2 separate regions of the Mus musculus genome follow, and region 2 is linked to region 1. The links are chromatin loops, found by intact Hi-C in ENCODE. Cell type or tissue: gastrocnemius. All regions are shown on one strand. Each heading gives the region's core, and the rest is flanking DNA. Links, peaks and the distances in the headings are about the cores only. Region 1 overlaps Igsf9 (immunoglobulin superfamily, member 9). Region 2 has its middle 34 kb from the start of Pigm.

Region 1 (8,330 bases), core at 34-8,033:
GGATGGAGCCTTAATCTGAGCGACTTACTACTGTAACGTCTCAGAGTGCCTGTGGGAGGCCCTAAGGATGGATTTGGGCTGCGGGGCAAGAAAGAGATGGTGCTTCGTTTTCAGAACTGAAACCCAGAAAAGGTCACCCGGGAAGATGTTGTTGGGGTACCTTTTCTGCCTCTGGTTTGAATCCTAAGGGAAATCTTGGGATTGGCTGAGCTGAGAGAGGAGGAGGTGCTGGCAGGTGCCCGCCCGCAGGAGAGAGTTTATTTTCAAACTGGGGGCAGTTATTGGCAAACAGCCTACTCGGGAGTGTGTGTGTCTACACAAGCCCTGGGGACTTGATGAAAGGGGGCCCCAATTAGCAGGAGGAGAGAGAATTGGTACAGGCACAGCCGGCCTTCCTGTCTGTGCCTGCCTGTGCCCAGGGGGCTTTGGCTGCGGGGCTAAAGATGGACAAATTCAAATTATTGCCAGGCTGAGGCAAGGGGGTGGGGAGTGGAGAAGATGTGGAAAGGGCTTTCCTTCAGACGCCACCTGGAAGATGTGGGGCTCTGCCTTTGCTCCAGCATCAGTCGGCTCTGGGCTCTGAGCAGACAAGCTAAGAGATGGCTAACTCCCTGTCTACCTGTGGATCTTCTCTAGCCTGCAAACCGTTGTGTTTCAGCCCTACTTCTAGCCTTTGTTCCCATTCCTGCCGGTGAGTGGCCTGTAGCTCCTGAGCAGCCACAGGGTCCTGCTTTGGTGAAGACCCCAGAGGGAGGCCTCTAAGCCCATTAACCCTTTATTGCTTCACAGTTCAGAAGGGGCCTCTCTGGCCTTTGTGCAGGGGACTCACAATTGCAGTTGCTAAGCAACAGGAGGTGGAGGTTGCTGAGGACAATGCTGTTCTGTCATAAACCCTGTGGGCAAGTGGAGGGGAGATGGCCTGGGACCGCCATGAGGCTGGTGGCCTAGAATATGGGGGAATAGTAGCCCTGGGACCCACACTGAAGGCAAAGCTGGTTTTAGGGGCTCTAGAAACTGTGGGGTGGAGGATCCTGGATATGTAAACTAGTAAGGAAGTGGTAAAAGACAATATAAAGAGATCTAGGACTGCTAGATTAAGTAAGCTACTATATTTAAAGCATTTAGCATAGCACTTGGGTGGTGTGAAAGGAATTGGGGACAGGCAGTGTCTGGATCTGTGAGACTGGCTTTCGGACTGTGTTTCCTGGGAGTTTCAGGGATGTCCCAGCAGAGCAGATGGACTTGTGCTTTCTGACGGCCCTAAGTTGCTTAGTTGCTTGGTGAAATCAATTCCGATTGTTCCAAGCTGACTCTCCTGATCTCCCCTTTCTGCCTTTGATCCTCCCAAGCTGTCTGCCTCGCTACATCGTCCCAGAATGCCTCCTCATGGCCCTGGCTTCATAGTGCAGTATGTGGGCACAATCACAGTCGTGATTTGAACTTCTGTGTGGACGGACGTACACTTGTCTGTGTTCATGGTTACATTTAGTGTGGGCTTCTTGCCTTTTCAGAGCCCAGGAGATCAGACTCTCCTTTTCAGGCACTGCATGTAGGCAGGTCTGATATCCCTTAGGTTTGACCTTGTAGGTGGAGGGCAGGTCTATAGGAGGTGTGTTCAGGACACAGGAAGTCACAGAACTGCCACTCTGGTCACCTTGTTTTGAAACACTGCAGCTTTTCTGGACCTCCTAGGGAAGTTGGTTTGTACAACATGCTGCTCCGAGTATTCTGGCTAGCAGACATGAGGATTGTTAGCTGGTGACATTTCCTGAATGGAATCAGAGATTGTGCTCAGTGCCCTGAACATCAGTGGATTCTAATGGCAGCGTTCAGCGGAGAACGCTCTGCCTTGGTGGACCCGGCTTGATCTCCTAATAGCTGCTTGATTTTGGAAAGAAGGTTAACGCCAGTGCCTTCATCGGTGATGGATTTTGGGGAGGATTAAATATGGTGACAGTGTCTAATATTACATAGCTCGTCTTCAGTGCTCAGCCTTTCTGTCTTCGCTCTGGAGCTCAGAGATCACCACGATGAAAGCTCCTATCTTGTGGGACCTGGAGGAGGCTGTGGTCTGGGCTCTGCTCGGCTCAGTGGTCTGGGCTCTGAGTAAGGTGAATGAGGAATCCTGCAGGTTTGAGGAAGGGTATTCTGTTAAAGATTTACCTGGGTGGCCCATTTTTATCTCCTGGGTGGGGATTATACACCTAGACTTATAAGTAGGCCCACCCATTCTAAAGAAGCCACACCCCAGGGACTAACTGAGAGATCACTGACGACTAAGCTCAGTAGCTACCCTAGATCTATGACTCTCATCTTTCCCGTGGCTTCAAGGAGCACACAGGCTGAGTTTCTGCTTCAAATAGGCCACCCTAGAAGTAGAGTGGAAACAGCTTGGAGGAGTGGGTGGTACCCAGGATTGCTACTATCACTATCAGGGATGGCTGGGGTAGGCCGAGTGCTGAACAGGTACATCATCTGGGAGCTATATTTGCCTGTCCTGTGAATTTTAGAAAATACCACTCGTTCACACCAAAGGGCAAAGTGAAGATGGGCAACAGCTAAGTGTAGGGGGTACAGAGCCAGTGGATAACCCTGGTGAGAGACACTGCGGGGCTCTAAGGTGGAAGATGGCAGGGAGGGAAATACTAATTCTTAGGAGGTGGGATCTGCAAGATGTAACAAGTCAGTAAATGGCAAACGGCGACAGGAATCCAGGTTGAGCCAGGCTCCTCTTCGGGCAGCCTGATGCATGGTGGTTGGTGCAGTTCACTGATGTAGAAGAAGAAACGGAGGTGATACGTTATCAGATGAGGGGTGGGGCCCAGATTGAGTGTAGGCTTCTGGTTTCAAAGATGCATCTTACTTATTTGTGTAACAGCCTTTTTGTGAGCCTCCAGCGGTGCCAGGTGCTACACACCTCCCCTGCATCATCTCCTGCCTTCCACCCCATCCCAGTTTCTCCCTCTCTTATTTTGACTGAGGAAACTGAAATTGACAGGTTGAGTAACTTGTTCAAAGGAACATGTGGCTGAGCTGGGCTTGTGCCTGGGTTCTTTGGGGCTGCCAAGCAAGCACCTTACTCACGTAGACTGCACTGCTAGGGATGTTTCAGGCTGTCAGGGTGCCGGGTTCCCTCAGAGGAGGGTCCTGAGGGACTGGGCGAGCACATCTCAGTCAGCCTAGTGGTCTGCTATGGACCATGCTGGGAATGAAAGGTCTTTTTTGTGCTGTGGTGTGTGGCTTTGTGGGGCTGCATGTGGTCAGTCAGCTGGGGCGTAGAGGGGCTGGGCTGGGCTGGGGAGGCTGCTGACGCTGCTGCCTGCCTGGGTTGGACTCTGGCCACTCTAAGGCGCTTAGGCCGCTGATAATAGCTCTGGGAGATTACAGGTTTTGGTAGATGAGGTATGGGTCCCTGGGAGGGCCCCAAACACAGCTAGCGATTTCAGGGACAGAGTCCTCTAAAAGCAGTAGTATCCCCAGAGAACTTATATCTTGGTCTTAAAAAGTACCCCAGGGATGGTGAATCTTGTAGGAGACCAAATGCTGGTTCTTCGCTCCTTCCTCGAACGGTCCGGGAAATACAGAGTATTTCAGCACAACATTTAGTCCGCTCAAGAAGCCTTGAGTGTTTCTGGTCTTGTCTGGGTCTCAGCTAAACATAGCATTCTGCCCTCAATGGCCTCATTTCCTTCTGCTGCTCTGGAGACCCTCACACTTGGATGACAGACCTAGGCTATTCTCAACCTCTGGGAATGACCAGTGTGACCAGGACTGGAAAGCTTTTACAGAGCCCCTTCCTTCATTCAACACCCTTGATTCAGGACTTCCCTCCTCACAGGACGAGTCCGGCTGCAGACAGGAGCATCTCTCCAGATTGAGGGGCTCCGGGTGGAAGACCAGGGTTGGTACGAGTGCCGTGTGCTCTTCCTGGACCAACACAGCCCTGAACAGGATTTTGCCAACGGCTCCTGGGTGCACCTGACAGTCAATTGTATGAAGTTGGGGAGCAGGTGGTGACAGTAGGGGGAGAATGATGGGGACCCTGGTAGTGAAGGGAATGAGCGAGTTCTGTGCCCTACCCATCCTGGCATGTGCTCACCATGCTAGCTCATTTACGGCTTGCTTCTTACCTCTGCCCTCCCTCACACCCTCAGTTCTTCAGATAAAATCCAATCAGCCCATAGGCTCTGAGTCGGGAACTTTCACTCCTTGGTCAAGGTCATAGTTAAGGTATATTGGGCCCTGAATGATGCAGCTCACCCGTGCATAGTTTCTCCCTCTCCACTAGAAGGGAGGCAGTTGTAATCATTCCCATTTCATAGGTGAGACTGAGGCAGAGAATCAGGTAGAGGTAGTGTGATGAGTCTAAGACCCGCCCCTTCTGATTCCCAGACTTCCCTGGGCACTCGGCTCTGGCTCTCCCCCTAGTTCCCGTCATGCAGCCTGTGTTCAGCTGTAGCAGTGTTGGGATGGTCCTGGTAGACAGGTGACCCTGGGCTAGTCCCGTGTACCCCGGGAGCCTCCAGCTCTGAGAGGAGTTCTCCGTGGGTTTTGAACTCTGCTTTGTGGGATGATAGCCTTTCTGGCAGCCCCTGATGCCTCTTTCCCTCACAGCGCCCCCTCAGTTCCAGGAGACACCTCCCTTAGTTCTGGAAGTCAAGGAGCTGGAGGCGGTTACCTTGCGCTGTGTGGCCCGTGGCAGCCCTCAGCCTTATGTGACTTGGAAATTCCGAGGACAAGACCTTGGCAAGGGCCAGGGTCAGGTGCAAGTGAGTGGGTCAGCTGGATTGGGAGGACCAAAGGGGAAGAAGGCAGGAGAGGAACAGAAGCCAAGCCCGGGGATGGGTCGGAGGAGGGAGGGGTTTTCCATCGGCTTCCCCGAGGTTGAGGCGCTGTCTCCCTCTGCTGGCCAGCTCTGGAACTGCAGGGTCTGAGGCTGACCAAACAGGAAGGGCCTTTCCTTAAAGATTCCTTACCTAGGTGCAGAATGGAACACTGTGGATCCGTCGGGTGGAGCGAGGCAGCGCTGGAGACTACACCTGCCAAGCCTCCAGCTCCGAGGGCAGCATCACCCACGCCACCCAGCTGTTGGTGCTAGGTGCACTTTGGTGGAAGGGCAGGGGAACCGGGCCACCTATAGTAGAAGACATGATCTCTACGGGGGTGAGGGTGGGGTGAGGGGGTGAGTACACGGAAGATTGGGAGGAGGCTCATATTTGAGGGACCCCTGTAGGGTGAGAGAAAGGATGAAGAAACGGTCAGCTTAGTGCCCAGCAGTGCATTACAGTGGAAAGGAAGGGGTGCTAAGGGTTAGCCCATGAATCGTGGGACCCTCCTGAGTCCTGGTTTTGTGATCTCAAAAAAACAAAACAAAACAAAACAAAAAAAAAAAACCCAGAGGTTCTTATCAACCTCTCCCAGGACTTTGACATATCGCCCATGTGTGCTGAGCTCTTCCTTTTGGAAGGAAAGGCAAATGAGGCACGCGAGGCAGACATCCATCTTCATAGCGCCTGTGGGCGAGAACCGATTAATTGATGGCCCACTGCAGTATCGTTCTCCTTGGTACTTGAGAAGTACAGCCCTGGGTAATACAGTTAAAGCCAGAGACCCTGACATGAGGAAGGCCCACCAGGAAGTCTCACCTCCCTTTCTGACCTCCCTGGACCCTCCCGCACATACAGTTTCTCAGCAGAAGGAATCAGGGTGGGTAGGCTTGCCTGCCATGCCTCGTGAAACAGGGCTGACTTGGAAAAGCGAGTGGCCTCTGGAACAGGATGGGCTTTTATCACACATCCCAATTCGGGTCCTTAAGGTCCTGTAGCAACTTGGCCCATGACTACAAAGGGCAGAACCAGGAAGAGGTGTAGAAAGGCCCTGAGGGTTCTGGGAATTCCGGAATGGGCTGAGGACACCTTTCTGCCTTGGTACTTCTCCCAGGACCCCCTGTCATTGTGGTGCCCCCCAGCAACAGTACAGTCAACTCCTCTCAGGATGTTTCCTTGGCCTGCCGGGCTGAGGCATACCCTGCTAACCTCACCTACAGCTGGTTCCAGGATGGTGTCAATGTCTTCCATATCAGGTAGGGCAACCTATCTCTTGGGTAGTGGAGGCAGGGGATTGATGTGTAGTCTCTGGGAGAGCTCCTTGTCTAAGGACTAGGTTCCTCCTCACACATACCATATTGCAGCCGCTTACAGTCTCGAGTGCGCATCCTGGTAGACGGGAGCCTGTGGCTACAAGCCACTCAGCCTGATGACGCCGGCCACTATACCTGTGTTCCCAGCAATGGCTTTCTGCATCCACCGTCAGCTTCTGCCTATCTCACTGTGCTCTGTAAGTCCCCATGCTCCTTCCACAGCCTGCTCCTCCGCACTGAGACAGACTGATGACCTTGTCCTCCAACTTGTCTCTGCATTCCTCCAGACCCAGCCCAGGTGACAGTCATGCCTCCCGAGACACCCCTGCCCACTGGCATGCGTGGGGTGATCCGGTGTCCGGTTCGTGCTAATCCCCCACTACTGTTTGTCACCTGGACCAAAGACGGACAGGCCTTGCAGCTGGACAAGGTACAGGCTTGTGACAGGGGATGAAGGTCTTGGCTAGGTGTTGTTTTTGTCAGAGGGCCAGCTGCAGCTCAGCGGGAGGCTGAGTTTAATTCAGCGCTGTGGTTGGGAAACATGTTTCTTACCAGATGCCAGTGTTAGGCAGTGACTGTGGAGGTGAGAAGAAGTATCCATTTCCCCAGAAGAAGTATCCATCCTTGGAGTGTTGCCTTGAGGCAGAGCTGCCACAGAGACTCTGCTGTCAGGCCAGGGAAGGAACAAGGCTTTTGTTTTTAGGTCCGGTTGGGGATAGACCAGTAACAGATCCTGGGCCTTTGGTGAGGTGGTAGGTCTTGAAGAGTGAGCTGTCATTCCATGCAGAAATCCCTTTGCAGAGGCCGTATAGTGTGCTGACAAAGTGATGAATCGGGCAGTGAGGGGGAGCCGCAGCTGGCACCTGTAAGGACTTGAGAGGTGTAGAAAAGGCTGGAAAGACAGGTTGGGTCCTAGAGGAAGAACTGCGTGCCAGCTTAACATGACCTCATTCCGAGTTGATTGGGATCTTTTGTTTGTCTGAGGAGACTATAAATTCTTTGAGGCATCCTGTCTTTCCAACTGAGAGTCTCTGGGGCTGTAAAGTTGTAGCACTTGGTGAATGTGTCATTGAAAGTTTAAAAAAAAAATCAGCAGTGAATTTTGGCTGGCGGTGGTGTTGTGGTGTTAGGACCGTGGTTAGGAGTTGTTAGGAGCAGAGCCCCAAGGCTGTGAAGTGGCCAGTGTGAGTCCAGGTGAGGGGTTACTCAGTCTGAACCAGAGAGGGCCTGAAAACAAGACAAGACAGAGCCAAAGCTTTCCTGCTCGGTCCAGAATGACAGACAAGTTAGATGCAGAGAGCGAGGGGCCACGCTTCATCTAGGAGAAGGGGAGGTTTTCTTATAGAAGTGGATTGGGAGATGCAGAACTGAGCAACGGAGTGCCGAGAGGGACAGTCAGAGTATCCACATGGCTCAACTCGAGGGAAGCCATTCACACTATTCTCTGTGAGTGACACCAGAGCTGTGTTGTCACCGTCTCACATCCCCTGATGGAACAGACAGAAGTGGAGGACCAGAGTCCAGAGAGAGGGTCAGGCCAAGACCCAGAGCCGATGGGTTGATTTCCTGAAAAGAGTTTCCTGTCTCTCCTCCTCTCTCGAGTTGCCTCTCCCCACCCCAGCTTTGCCTCTGTTAAGTTTCTCTCTCTATTTGTCATTTCCTCTGCCCTCTAGTTCCCTGGCTGGTCCCTGGGCCCAGAAGGTTCCCTCATCATTGCCCTGGGGAATGAGAATGCCTTGGGAGAATACTCCTGCACCCCCTACAACAGTCTTGGTACTGCTGGACCCTCCCCTGTGACCCAGGTGCTGCTCAAGGTGAGGCCCACAGCAAACCTGCTGTGGTACGGCCAGGTGGCTGAATGTGTGTTCTGAACCATGTCAGCAGGGTGGAGTGAGGCAGAGAGCTGTGGGAGGGGCTCCTACCGTCTGTTTCTTGCGGTGGTCATAGCAACAGCCAGCAGAATACACAGAGATGATACTGGGCAGTAGGACATCAGTCACGAACACATTCACGAAATGAGATATCTGTCTCGTCTCAGTCCCACAGGGAATAGAGCAAAGGGGAGAGAGAGCATGATCTGTAGAGATTCAGCTATCTCAGAGAGTCCTGCTCCAGCCCGCCATTACCCAGCAGTCCTACCTGCTGGGGGCAAAGACACAGAACTAAGAGATGGAGAAGGAGACTAAGACAT
Region 2 (8,330 bases), core at 6-8,005, 79 kb before region 1:
GCACTCCTCTGTGGACTCTGTCACACAATGATTTGTTTGTTCTCTTCTACCCTGTAGGTCGGTTCATCAGAGAATCCCCAAGGGAAAGCTTTAAATGTATTGGCTTGGGTTGCCCCTGTGGGCTGGAAATACCACCTATTTAGCTTGTATTGATCCTCAAATTGAAAAGTGGGCCTCTTGTGCAGCAAGCTGCCTCCCTGAGCCGGGTAGGAGGGCAGAGTGGACGGAGAGTGATGGGCAGCCTCTGTTTTCCCGTCGGTACCTTGAGAAAAACTCGCGCTTATTTAGCAGGTTGGCAGGGAAACCGAACACTACCCAAGATTTATAGTCGCCCGAGGGACAAGCTCTTGTTTGTGGTGTTGAATAAGACAGTCTCTTCCTCAAAGTCTCTGTACAACAGGCAGGGAGGCCAATCATTTGCCAAACATCTTGTAGAAAAGAAAAAGAAATGCATCAGATGGGAGACTGGACAATGTCCTTAATATTCTTCCTTTCCAGAAATCTTGTGACTAGTGTTTTCTTTGGATGCTCAGGGCACGTGTGTGTGTGTGTGTGTGTGTGTGTGTGTGTGTGTGTGTGTGTGTGTGTGTGTGTGTGTTTATTTCTCCAGTCCTGTAGTCCTGAGTTGTTTCTGCTTCAATGTCACCTAAGGATTTGTAGTCAGACTGTGGTGGGTTTGCCTCATCGCTGCATATACAATATTTTATTGCCTTAAAGGGTCTGACAAATTAGGGATAGCATTCTTTTTGGAAGACTTCTGGTTCAGTTCTCCTCTGTGGGCCTTGAAGGGCCTGTATTAGTCACTCAGCAAGCAGTTAAGGTTTTCTCCTTCCCTCCTGGGAAACAAAAGTGATTAGGAAATTGTGACTTTGCTATTGTTCTCAAGAAAATTGCATTAAAATTTACAGGTACCTTTCCAAAAGAAGACAAATTATACACATTACAAGAAGGGAAGAAAAGACTTGGTGATTATGTCATTCCTCTGAGAGCAGCTCATTGTTTTGCTTGCTACAGAATGTATCCATCGGAGCAGACCTGTCCTTCTGTGGGTCTGTGATGCTGGTAAAGTCTGACCGGGAGAACCAACCTACTGGCCCCATTTCTGGGAAGATAATTGAAAAGTTAGGACACCACCCCCCCCCCTTGAGAATTGTCTGTGCCCTTGGAGTACGGGTCTTCCTCCTTGATTGGAGACACTGGGGGGGGGGAGGGTGCGGGGGGGGGGTGTCCGTGGCAGTGCTCTTAGGTTAATCAGATATTTGAGAAAAAAACTTTATTTTCAGCCAGGACCTGCAAACCACATATCCTGTCTAGTGTTTCTTGAACTATCTAGGATAGGGAAGAACAGGAGAGGTATCGTCACTCTGGTTCTGTGCCTGTTAGAATGTGGCACCTGCCAGCACGTTCTTTCTAACACCACCCAAGTGGGCCCAACCTGAGAAAGAAAACGAGCTGATTGGTGAAGTTACAATGCATACTAACTATTCCCTTTGGTTGTAATAGGGCACAATGGGCAGATGCTAAGAGACAGGGACGTGAAAGCTGTTGACTGACTCTGTGTCCTTGCATACCACGCTAGGCAACAGCCAAGTTGCTCCTCTGCGGTTCCTAGATTTGTGCAGGAGGAGGCTTCTCTGGCTTGTCTGAATGGTCAGGGAGCCTGCAGCTGGAGTCAGGACATAACTGTAACTTCATGGTTTATTTAATAAGTGTGTTTCAGTCTCTTCTTCTGGAAAAGGGGAACAAAATGGGGGCACTTTCTGGCAATGCTGTGAATAATAAATAAGCTGTAGTTGTTAGAAAAACCTCAAGATCAGAGAAAATGATTAATAGTAATTAGTTGGAATATGATTGTTGCCTTACTTGAATATTTGAAAAAATAAATTCCTTCCCAATCTCCAGTAGAAATATTTTTTAGAAATCAAACAAGTTGGTCTTTTAAGAGAAACTGAACTATCGTGGGACACTTGCTGCTATTTTATATGTATGCCCTTGATGATAAAGAGTGGATATTTGTATTAGGACACCTGAATCTTATATACTTTGCTTAACGCAATAGATAATGCCCACAAATCTCTTAATCGCTTCAGTTCCCACGAGAAGAAACACAGCTACACGGTGATGGCCTCCGAGCTCAGCTCTGTCTCGAGTTCTCCCCCCAGAGACTCCTGAAACACTAGTTTTATAGCAAAGATGCCTTCCAGCTAGATTGGCTATAAAAAGATCTCTTTCTCTCTCTCTCCCTCCCTCCCAATCTCTCTCTCTCTTCCCCCATTGACTTTTGTTATAAAATCAGAGATAATATCTCATGGGGGGGTCCTCCAATTGATGGACCAGATTGTTAAAGACCGGGAAGATGACGCACTTGCCTTATCCTGCAGCCAACATCTGAGTTCTTCGCTGGGACTCCTGTTTTTATAGCTCATAAAGATTTAGTGTGGAGCCTTAAAAAGTTGTAGGTGCAGTAAATGTTGATATGGGCTGACCATAACTACACACTCTACACACACACACACACACACACACACACACACACACACATGCATAGATGAAATTTATTGAAGCGTTGTGGAAGTCTTTGCGAAAAGAACTTCATTCAAAAACTTGTATATGTGAAAGGGATAAGACTTGCCTGAATTTGGGTCTGAAGAGGAAGTCACACCACGGGCTAACCTTTTGTAAAGGGGTCTGGCAGTGAGCTTAGTGTTTTGAAGAACATAACTGAAAAAAGCCTCGAGACAAGGTACTTAAGATGGAACGACCTACCCAAATCTGTACAGCTAATTATGGAAACCCAGGACCAGGACTCAGTACTTTGGCTGTGCTGGGAGATATTAAAGCTACTTTTCTGTTTTCTCTTCAGGAAAAGAATTTGTTACTCCGGAGATCATATTATTTAGTCCCAACCTGCTCCTTTTAGTTCCAACCCAAGATGGCTGCAATACTACAAACATACCAGTAGGTGATGCTACAGGCTACGATATTGTATGTCTGTCCCGAGCTGACTTTTACTTGGAATTTCATCATTTGGGCGTCTGAAGACTCCTTAGAATTCCTGCAAATATTTGGGGGAATCCAAAAGAAATATGAAAATTAAAAACAAAACTATACTATAACAGTGATCGAAAATTTAAAAGGTTATATGACTAGTAATACATACAAATCTTAGTTGAAATCAGTTTTTAACAGGTAAAAAAGGGGGGTTATTTTACGCTAAGCTCCCCAGATAGAAGCAGAGTTTCGCTGTTCCAAGTGGCTCACATCTTCATTTTGTTCAGCAAAGCCTTCCACTGTGTCAGAGACAGAACTCTGAGGAATTAGAGAACGAAGTGAGATCCAGAGCACATTGCCTAGCTGTGCTATCCTGGACTGGTTCTTTAACCTCCTCTGGCTTTGACCTAATAACACGATTACACCCTGCTGTGAGAATGAATGAGATGACGTGTGAAAACAAAGATTAGCTGTCACCATTAACTACCTTTCTTTCTTTCTTTCTTTCTTCCTTCCTTTCTTTCTTTCTTTCTTTCTTTCTTTCTTTCTTTTTTCCTTCCTTCCTTCCTTCCTTCCTTCCTTCCTCCCTCCCTCCCTCCCCCCTCCCTCCCTCCCCCCTCCCTCCCTCCCTCCCCCCTCCCCCCTTCCCTCCCTCCCTCCCTCCCTCCCCCTTCCCTCCCTTCTTTCTTTGTTCTTTCTTTCTTTCTTTCTTTCTTTCTTTCTTTCTTTCTTTCTTTCTTTCTTTCTTTCTTTCTCAGTTAGAAACCTTTGAAAAATACTGACGACTTTAAGTTTTTCTCTTTAAAAACCTGGGAACTGGGCGGGGGGTGGGACTTAAGAGGCTGTGTGGTTGGGTTCTCAAATCAGGTTTCACAATTTCATGATACAATACAATTATTTATGTAAAACCGGACACTCCACTCCTAATCTCCTACAGGTGCACCTTGCCCCCCTCCACTTAGGGGGAACCTGATATTTCTTCTTTGGGTTTAAGAAACTCTCGGAATGCAAAGCCATCCTTTTTATCATTTATCGTGCAAAACATTCCGCTTTAGTTTTAAATGTAGTATTCGTTTGTTCTATTTATAAAAGTAATCCAGAACAAATTTGTTAAATTCTACCAAGTGATGTGCTTATGCAAGGATTCTATTAACACGGCCAAAGAAGTTTAATCAGTAAATACAGATGTTTTCCTAACTTTCCAGCCAGTGAGCCAAGGCTTTGATTTACCTGATCCAATGCTTAGAAAAAAATATTTTGGTTAGAAAAGTTCCAGTTTATTAAATAGCCGAGCAGGCTACTGAGCCCTGGCTTCCAAGAAGTAGCAGTGTTTGGTGTGAGACCTTATGGTACTGACTGCTTTGATGAATTAGACGGGTCTCTCAGTTTTGTGGGCCCACCCTCATTTAGTTTTATCTCTCTAATGATAAAAAAAAAAGTCTACCATGTAGATATGTAACCCTAGCTTATTTTGAATTCATGGTTCCCTTGCCTCAGCCTCTCAAAGTGATGGGATTAGGTCATGCAATTTCACAGTGATAGAATTCCATCCCAATGCCATAAACTCTAATCACAGGAGAATATATAGATTCTGGAAACAACAAGCCAAGGGTAAGTTAGTTGATTGGATCTTTGATTTTCTGGCTATTTTGAAGATTTCCATACAGAGAGGCTATCAAGAACCACGGGCCCCAACACTTTTTTACAAAGTGACCAAGACTTCCCTGTGGTCCTAGAGACCGCTATTGCTGCTTCTACCGGCAGGGGGTGCAGCAAGTGTTTCCCTTTCAAGATACAAGGGCCACATTGATTAACATGTGGTCTAGGGACCAAAGACTTTCTAGGGGAATCATGAAATAATTTTAAGTAAAAATAAGTGTAATAACGAATATGCAACCAGGATTTCAGCCTAGATTACATTTGCTTTTATATGAACACATAACTGAATTAGAATAATAGTTTTTGCTAAAGGAGGAAGGAAAACACAAATAACCAAAGTGTCTCCGGCCCATGAGCAGAATAACTAACCCCAAATTGTACCTCCAAACTCAGAGTTCTAAATTTACTGTAAAAGGCAGGGGAAGCAGAGACTGTGGGAGGGGGGAAATTCCCACCTTCTCCTGAGGCTGACACTCTTCTATATGCTGGGCTCTGGAAGGCTGTAGGGAGGAAGCCTGGACCATCCACATAGTTTTGAGTTGTTTGGCCCAAACTGATAGGTCAAATAAAGATATTTCTGACCTTACGGCTATCTAACTCTTCATCTCTAACTCCTTCCTGAAGCAGAAATAGGCTCTAAAACAAAACAAGTCTGGGCTAGACAATGCATGGTCAAGAAACTGGATGCCTCCTCCCCATCCAGGCTTCAGGCAACCCTACTTCAGGCAAACTATAGATGAGTCAAACTATAGATGAGTCAGTTTCCCCCTCCTCAGGGAGTTACTCAGGAGGTCTCAGAGATTTCTCTGAAGGACACACGAACCGACAAGAGCCCCACCTTCTGCATGAGTAGCAGACCTTGCTGGTTGGCTGAGGACTGAGGGAGAAAGTTCCAGACATCGTGGTCTAATGCCTCAAACCCTGCTCTGGCTGCCAGCGGGGAGTACCTGTTGATGTGTTTATAAAAAGAGAAAGAGAAGAGGGAATATGTTCTAAGGAGATGTGGTGAGGTATGGGGGAAGGGTGTGCCTCAGCAGGCCCATGCCAACACATCCCTTCCCCTGAGGGACCAGCCACACAACAGTATAGTATAGAATAGAGTTTATTCAGGGCATGGGGAGGGGAGTTAAGAGGGAGAGAGAGAGAGACAGACAGACAGAGAGAGAGGGAGAGAGAGAGAGAGAGAGGCTGGCCATGATCACGTGAAGAGAGAAGGGGGAAGACAAGAGAGAGGCAAGAGACCAAGAGAGAGAGAGAGGAGAGGGCAAGCAGCCCCTTTTATAGTGGGTCAAGCCTACCTGCCTATTGCCAGGTAACTGTGGGGTGGAGCTCAGACAGAATGCTAACACTTGTACCCCTTGGTCTGTGGTTCCACAGCCTAGGGTCTTCAAAGGTTTTCTTTCCTAAGCGGGGTGGGGTGGGGTGGATGGGGAGTGAGAGGGTGTGAGTGGTGTGCAGGATAGCAGGGAAAACTGGGAGGCCTGATTGGAGGGGAGAGGGATGAAGAATTTGACCACTAGGTGGCGCTAGGCGACCAGTCAGCGGCTTGCAGCATTGAGAGCCACAGTATGGCAATGAGGGGGTCTTGGAGTCTGTACCTTCAAGAGTTTGGGCACCAGTGTCCTTCCATTTGACCCCAAAGAGGGGGGGGGGCTCCTTCCAGCAGCGCAGGAATAGGCAGAGGATGAAGAGTCATCCTGACTGAGGGAGGCAGCAGAAAAGCCTGGGGGATGGGGAAGTGTTGGCTGCGGAGATATTTCCAGGTCCCTTGCTTCTCGTCTTTTTGAAGAAGCAAATTCAGAAGAGACATATGCAGTTTCATCAGTTTATTTAGCAAAGTTAAGCAAAGCAAACACTCCAGTGAATTTGCAGTAGACAACCTCAAGATGCGAAGCAACCCAGCATGTTCTGATTGTGGTTTATAGAAGTTTTGGGGTTTGTTGTTGTTGTGTTGTTGTTGTTTTGTTAATGAATATTTAGGAGGAGGGTGATGTATTGGTAGGGTTAGGTGGCACTTTGCCTCTCCAAAATCATGGTGGACCTCTTAGGCTATTTATTCTCACGACCTTCCTCCTGTGTAGTGTAGAAACTACAATGTAACAATGTTATGAGAATGTTAAATGTTTGGAGGATCCTTGGTTAGTGCGTATGTGTGGGAGAATGCCCCCGCATCTTGGTCTGTGATACCGCAGAAACAACTATCTGTACCTTTGAGGGTCTCTAACAACAAAGTAACATTCTGACTGTCTAGGGAGCAGGTGCAGTTTTCTAGCCCTTCGTGTCTACCTCCTTGCCCACCCAGTTTCAGATGGGCATAGTGTGATAGCAACTTAGGGCAGGAGAAGGGAAGAGAGCTGGACTTTAGTGCTTTGTAGCATAAGAACCTATTAGGGAGATAGGTGTGAGATCTGTCTGTGGAGTGAGGCTTAATCAGGATGTAGGTGCGCTTACTCATTTCCAAAGATGTCACGCCCACTACCTCCTGCAGAATAAGCTTCATCCATTATGTGAAGCCCCTAGGACCAAGTGATAACTCTCGTTGCTTAACTACTGCCCCATCCTTGTAGCACCAAAGACACCCTGGTCTTTTCACTAGGCTGACCCTGGTAGGCCACAGGGAAAAGTGCTCTAGCAACACCATTCCCTTGTCCATTTATGGCTGTATCTTTTGCCTTTGGTGGAGCTAGGCCTGGAGACAGAAATGAATAATACATAACCACTGCCTTCAAGGAGCTCAAAGTCTGGTGGGAGAGACAGAAAACAAACAGGCTGTTGGCACACAGTGATAACTGCTGGGCGGGAGGTGTGCCCAGAAGGTGGTGGCAGCTATGACTGGTACTAGGACAGGGCTGGCATTCCAGGGAAGAGAAGTCTTGAAGGGCTCGAAGGTGTTAGCCAAGCAGCAGCCAGGGAAGGACACATAAGTTTCCACTGCCACAAAAGCAAGTGCTTGGGGCTGCAGGTGGGTGTTGCAGGCAAGTGTTGCAGCAGGTGGGAATGGGTTGTGTCAGCTTGACACAAACTAGAGTCCCTAGAAAAAGGGAACTTCAATTGAAGAGTTGCTTCCATCACACAGGGACATGAGGCATTTTCTTGATTGCTGGTTGATGAGTGAGGGCCCAGCCCATGATGGGCAGTGCCACCCCTGGGCATGTGGTCCTGGGTTCTACAAGAAAGGAGGCAGAGCAAGCCGTGGAGAGTAAGCCACTAAGCAGCACTCTTCCATGGCCTCCACATCAGTTCCTGCCTCCAAGATCCAGTCCTGAGTGTCTATCTTGTTGTCCCTCAACGATGGGCTGTAACCTATAAGCCAAATAGACCATTTCCTCCCCGAAGTTGCATTCAGCCAGAGTTTGATCACAGCAAAAGAGAAGCAGAGTCTGACACGTGTTAGACCAGAAACTGAGCGTCAGAACACAGAGAGGCAAGGCTGGTTATGCCAAGGAGTCAGGCTCTCTCCACTGAAGGACTGGGGCGTTGTGAGATCCCCTCATGCTGAGAGAGATACACACAGTAGGATATGGATGGCATGGTGACTTCATCAGGGAGGAGAGGAGTTGGGAGTTGGCAGCTCTGCTAGAGGGCCATTGCCAGCAGGAAGTGATGCGAATCTGATAAGGGCTGGGAAGGTGGCTTGTGAGGTAAACTACTTGCTTCCCAAGCATGCCTTCCGATCTCCA

Evidence for each region. Hi-C counts contacts between places; a loop is a spot of excess contacts. Peaks named below come from ENCODE experiments on the same cell type or tissue, not always from the same donor. Only the 100,000 strongest peaks of a DNase experiment are listed, where the experiment ranks them.
Region 2: a loop joins it to region 1, with 10 times the contacts of the local background. A loop is called at or near these places in 38 of 42 quality-filtered maps.

What each region holds. Positions count from the first base shown.
Region 1 is chr1:172,485,675-172,494,004 of GRCm38, forward strand. It overlaps Igsf9 (immunoglobulin superfamily, member 9), which reads left to right. Exons shown (of 21, transcript NM_001145800.1): 4 at 3,839-3,991; 5 at 4,615-4,769; 6 at 4,981-5,098; 7 at 5,941-6,082; 8 at 6,191-6,336; 9 at 6,427-6,569; 10 at 7,813-7,953. Among named protein-coding and RNA genes, the nearest start is that of Igsf9, 7.6 kb to the left of the region's middle. In gastrocnemius, for the core only: a CTCF peak has its summit at 4,909 (motif pointing left); DNase peaks (open chromatin) are centred at 407 and 4,892; H3K4me3 peaks cover 503 bases; H3K27ac peaks cover 373 bases.
Region 2 is chr1:172,406,256-172,414,585 of GRCm38, forward strand. No RefSeq gene overlaps it. Among named protein-coding and RNA genes, the nearest start is that of Pigm, 34 kb to the left of the region's middle. In gastrocnemius, for the core only: CTCF peaks have their summits at 2,955 and 4,749 (motif pointing right); DNase peaks (open chromatin) are centred at 4,749 and 6,173; H3K27ac peaks cover 240 bases.